Regions from separate parts of the Homo sapiens genome. Here region 2 is linked to region 1. Evidence: chromatin loops called from intact Hi-C (ENCODE). Cell type or tissue: ascending aorta. All regions are shown on one strand.

What was found. A loop is a pair of places that touch in the nucleus more often than their neighbours do. Peaks named below come from ENCODE experiments on the same cell type or tissue, not always from the same donor. Only the 100,000 strongest peaks of a DNase experiment are listed, where the experiment ranks them.
Region 2: a loop joins it to region 1, with 3 times the contacts of the local background. A loop is called at or near these places in 2 of 110 quality-filtered maps.

What each region holds. Positions count from the first base shown.
Region 1 is chr5:17,126,377-17,128,876 of GRCh38, forward strand. No RefSeq gene overlaps it. Among named protein-coding and RNA genes, the nearest start is that of MIR10522, 28 kb to the right of the region's middle. In ascending aorta, no CTCF peak of the experiment used is centred here; no DNase peak of the experiment used is centred here; H3K4me3 peaks cover 527 bases; H3K27ac peaks cover 1,581 bases.
Region 2 is chr5:16,885,121-16,887,620 of GRCh38, forward strand. All of the region lies in intron 1 of MYO10 (myosin X), which reads right to left. Among named protein-coding and RNA genes, the nearest start is that of MYO10, 50 kb to the right of the region's middle. In ascending aorta, no CTCF peak of the experiment used is centred here; DNase peaks (open chromatin) are centred at 1,059 and 1,381; H3K27ac peaks cover 2,147 bases.

The DNA.
Region 1 (2,500 bases):
TCAGCCTGCTGAGTAGCTGGGATTACATGCCGGGCTAATTTTTGTATTTTTTAGTAGAGACAGGGTTTCACCATGTTGGCCAGGCTGGTCTCAAACTCCTCACCTTGTGATCCGTCTGCCTCGGCCTCCCAAAGTGCTGAGATTACAGGCGTGAGCCACTGTGCCCGGTCCCAGATTTCGTTTTTAAAAAATCTATGAACTTCCTGGGGTGAAGAAGCAAATACCAACATCTCATCTGACTTTCATTCTGCCACTGAATGGACCTCACAACCCTGACTCCACAGTCAACAGGAAGATAATTTGCCACCCACCTCCTGGAACCATAGCTGTTCCTCTAGAAATGAAGATGGATTCACAGATACGATTACACGTAGGTGAAGTTCTGGAACAGGTAAAACTAATTGATGGTGACAGAAATCGCAACAGTGGTTTCCTTCTTGGTAGAACTCATTGGAAAGGGGCACGAGGGAACTTTCTGGGGTGTTGAAACGTTGTTTAACTTAATTTGGGTGGTGGTTTACATATGTGTATACAATTGTCAAACCCCCTTGAATCACAAAGATCTCTACATTTCATAATATTTAAATTATACTTCAATTAAATTAGTGGACAGTGCTGAGATGAGCACGATAAAGCCCATTTCTTTCCAAACACACTTGTTCCCTGTTACATATTAATTTATGCCTGACCCAATGCCCAGTGAGCTCCCCTTCACAATGGCACCGATGTAGAGGGATGACAAATTCTCAGGTTGGTTTAGATTACAACAGTGGGCAGAATAAATGTTATTTCTCCAAAAAAAGTGATGGGCTTGGACCTTGCCTCAAGTTATGGACCTCAATCTTTCACAGACCTCAATCTCTCAGAAATCCAAGGCCCAGATGAATCACGGCATTTTTCCTAAGGCCACACAGTCAACCAGTAGTACAGCTGGGTCTAAAACTTAGACCAGCTCCCTTTCCCCTTCCCTACATTTAGTCTTTCTCCTCTCCTCTCCTCTCCTTTCTCTCTTTCTCTTTCTCTCTCTCTTTCTTTCTTTCTTCTCCCTCCCTCCCTCTCTTCCTTCCTTCTCTCTCTTTGTCTGTCTCTCTCTCTCTTTTAGATGAAGTCTTACTCTGTTGCCCAGGCTGGAGTGCAGTGGCACAATCTTGGTTCACTGCAACCTCTGTCTCCCGAGGTCAAGTGATTCTCTTGCCTCAACCTCCCAAGTAGCTGGGATTACAGGTGTGCACTGCCACGCCTGGCTAATTTTTGTATTTTTAGTAGAGACGGGGGTCTCAACATGCTGGCCAGGCTGGTCTCGAACTCTTGACCTCAAGTGATCTGCCTGCCTCGGCCTCCCAAAGTGCTGGGATTATAGGCGTGAGCCACTGTGCCAGGCCAAGTCCAGTTTTCTTTCCATCGTAGTATGTGGAGTAGAAAAGAGACTTCCCTCAGACCAACCTTTGTTCCCAACCTTGATCTATCAGGTATTACCTGTATGAACTCAAAATAATGTACGTACTGCCCCATGCCTCAGTCTCCACATCTATAAAATGGAGATACTGTGTTTACCTGTGGTTGAGACTAAATGAAATAAAGTCTGTCAATACCAGGTGCTTACTGACTGGCGGCCCCTTCTCCTTCTGGCCCTATTCATTGCTAATTCTCCTGCCCGGCCTCTTCCTTTGAATGCTTTTCATGACTAATTCTCCATATTTCCTCCCTATACTCAGCCCCTTGGTATGTTTATTCGCAAGGTTATAATACGATGAATCAGCTCTTTAAATAAATATTTTTCTTCGTGAGAATTAATAACCCTAAGTGTTTAAGGCGAGTTTTTAAAAATTCCCTAAGTCTCTTTTTCCCCATCCCCAGCAAACTCTTGATCCAATAAGAAAACAAACCTCATAAATAGGATAAACTGCAGCATATTGCAAAGAAACCGGATACTTTTTTTTTTTAAAGAAAATACGTGAAAAGGTAAAAAGACTTCAACTTCTCGTAGACTTTCTGTCATCTTTGGCAAATTATATTACTTTCCTGTGCCTATTTAAGAACCTCTCAAAATAAAAATGGCTGTTTCTCTTGCAAAGTTGTGAAACGAAGTAGAAATAATTAGTACTTTATCTAAATACATTTTAGGACATTTGAGGTCCTAGCATCAGACTCTCATCTGGTTCCTCAGATCACCCTGAGGACATTTCAATACTGAGGGTCTGAAATTTGAAGGGGACAAATGAGTGCTTTGCTGCTTGGACCAGTGACACATTCATTTTGTTGCCTTGTCCCATCAGAAACCCCTTCTCTTCTGCTGTGCACCACTATGTTTTTGCCTCTCTCCTGGTCAGTTCCAACGCTGGCAACAGCTCCTGAGAGAGTTGACCAGGCAACTATTAAGTACAAGTGGGCCGGGTGCAGTGGCTCATGCCTGTAATCCCAGCACTCTGGGAGGCTGAGGCAGGAGGATCACTTGAGCCCAGGAGTTTGAGACCAGCCTGGGAAACATAGCAAGACCCTG
Region 2 (2,500 bases), 240 kb before region 1:
AAAGAGGAGCAGAGGCCGACAGGTGGGCAGTGGTGCTAGAAGAACACTCTTCCTCCTCTCTGTCCACTCTGCTTTTTTTTTTTTTTAAGGGAGAGCCGACTTTTAATGCAGATTATTGGAACCATGCAGACACAGCCTGTCCACTGTGCTCTTTAACCTCAGATGCTGTCTCAACTCCCAAATGCTTGCAAACCCCAGTGCAAAGCTTGTCAGAAAACTTAGCCATGTGCAGATAAGAATGGAGAGAAGAGCAAAGCAAGGTGCTCATCGGCCGGGCACAGTGGCTCATGCCTGTAATCCCTGCACTTTGGGAGGCCAAGGCAGGCGGATCACCTGAGGTCAGGAGTTCAAGACCAGCCTGGCCAACATGATGAAACTCCGTCTCTACTAAAAATGCAAAAAATTAGCTGGGCGCAGTGGTGGGTGCCTGTAATCCCAGCTACTTGGGAGGCTGGGCAGGAGAATCACTTGAACCCGGAGGACAGAGGTTGCAGTGAGCCAAGATCATACCACTGCACTCCAGCCCAGGCAACAGGGCAAGACTCTGTCTCAACAAAAACAACAAAAAAAAACGGCGGGGGTTGGGGGGTGGTGGCATCATCACAGGTATAAAATGAGTATGACAAATGCAGCGCTAACGCGAGCCACAAGGATGAGGGAGCACTGTGAGCTGGGGCACAACCCTAAGATTCAGAAATGAAGGGGAAGGTGAAATCTAAGACTTCTCCCCTGCAGAGACAGCCACCCTCAGCAGGGGACCTGAAGTGGTAGCAGCCAGTCCCCAAGCATCCCTGGACACCCAGGCATCCCCCATAGCAGTCGGTGGCCTTCATAGGTCCTTGCCATAGAGTACTCAAACAGAGTAGGGCACCCACGACAGCTAAATGAGTCCCTCTGACTCAATTCCTTGTCTTGAGACTACAGGGTTTTAAACCCGAAGCTGGCAATCATTTCTGAAGAACTGCATCCAATTCTACAGAGGAAAGCTTCAGTTCAGCCACGGCCATGTAGGCCCTGAAAGGAACACAGGCGGTTTTTAGGCTCAGGTCAAAGGATGCGGAGCTGAAGGAGATGGCAAGTCAAAGCTCCACCCTGACCAACTACAGAGGAAGGAAAAGTAATAAAGTGAGTCTCAAGAGAGAAACTTGGTGAGCACATAGTTGATAAAGTTGGAAATGTGTGGTTTGAGAGTCCCGAGTTTGTAATATTTTTCTTTGGGCTGGAGAACAATTATAGACGTTTGTTCTCTATATAGGCAACCGCAAGAACAACTGTCCCGTGCCCATCAGAGAGCTAATCCCAGGGGAAAATGTGTTCCTGACATTGTGCTTCAGAATTCCGACATAATTTCTTCTCAAAGGCGCTGCCAGAAGTGTTGGGTAACTCCCCAGACTGGCCTATTGCTGAAATGCTCTACATTTTTTGAAGGAATATATTTCAGCTATTTATAGCTTTCAGCTACATCATCATCGTCATCATCATTTCTCAAGCTTGCCTATGGGCTAAAAGATCATTTGTAACACTACTGCGGCTGGGCACAGTGGCTCCTGACTGTAATCCCAGCACTCTGGGAGGCTGAGGAAGGCGGATCACTTGAGATCAGGAGTTTGACACCATCCTGGTCAACATGGTGAAACCCCGCCTCTACTAAAAATACCAAAATTAGCTGGATGTGGTGGCACGGGCTTGTAATCTCAGCTACTTGGGAGTCTGAAGCATGAGAATCGCTTGAACCAGGGAGGCAGAGGTTCCAGTGAGCCAAGATCGTGCCACTGCACTCCAGCATGGGTGCCAGAGCGAGACTCCATCTCCAAAAAAAAAAAAAAAAACAAAGCAAAAACAAAAAAACACTATTGCCACTGAAGACCACAGTGTTCCAAATACTAATAAACACACCTAAAAAAAACACAGTAGGGTTGTAAACTGAGGCCTGCCTGTGCTCATTACCATAAAGTTCACAGACCAATTTGTCCCATGTTTTTGGTCCTTCCCAGCTCTCTAGTGCACCGGATGGGAAGGATCGAATAGCACCCACATTCCTTCCCCTTATCCTGCCCACAGTGTCAAACTCTGTCACCACTAGGAATAGCAGCTTTCATCCAGAGGATAACATGAAAAGTTTACGATAGTAAGAGGTGGAGAGGAAAAGAAAGCGGTAAAAGGTATCACCAACAATACACTAATCTTTGGTCAATGTTCCAAAGGAAAAGATACAAAGATTCACCGCCATCCCACACTTCCAATCAAAATCAAAACCAAAATGAACTATGCTAAATGGCAGGATGCCTCAATTATAAATGTGTGATTCTGTAAAGAGTTTATTCCCATAGTTATGGGTTCCAACTTGCCAACTGATTGAGTCCTGAGTTTTATTATTATTATTATTTTTAGATGGAGTCTAGCTCCGCCGCCCAGGCTGGAATGCAGTGGCATGATCTCGGCTTACTGAAATCTCTGCCTTCTGGGTTCAAGTGATTCTCCTACCTCAGCCTCCCAAGTA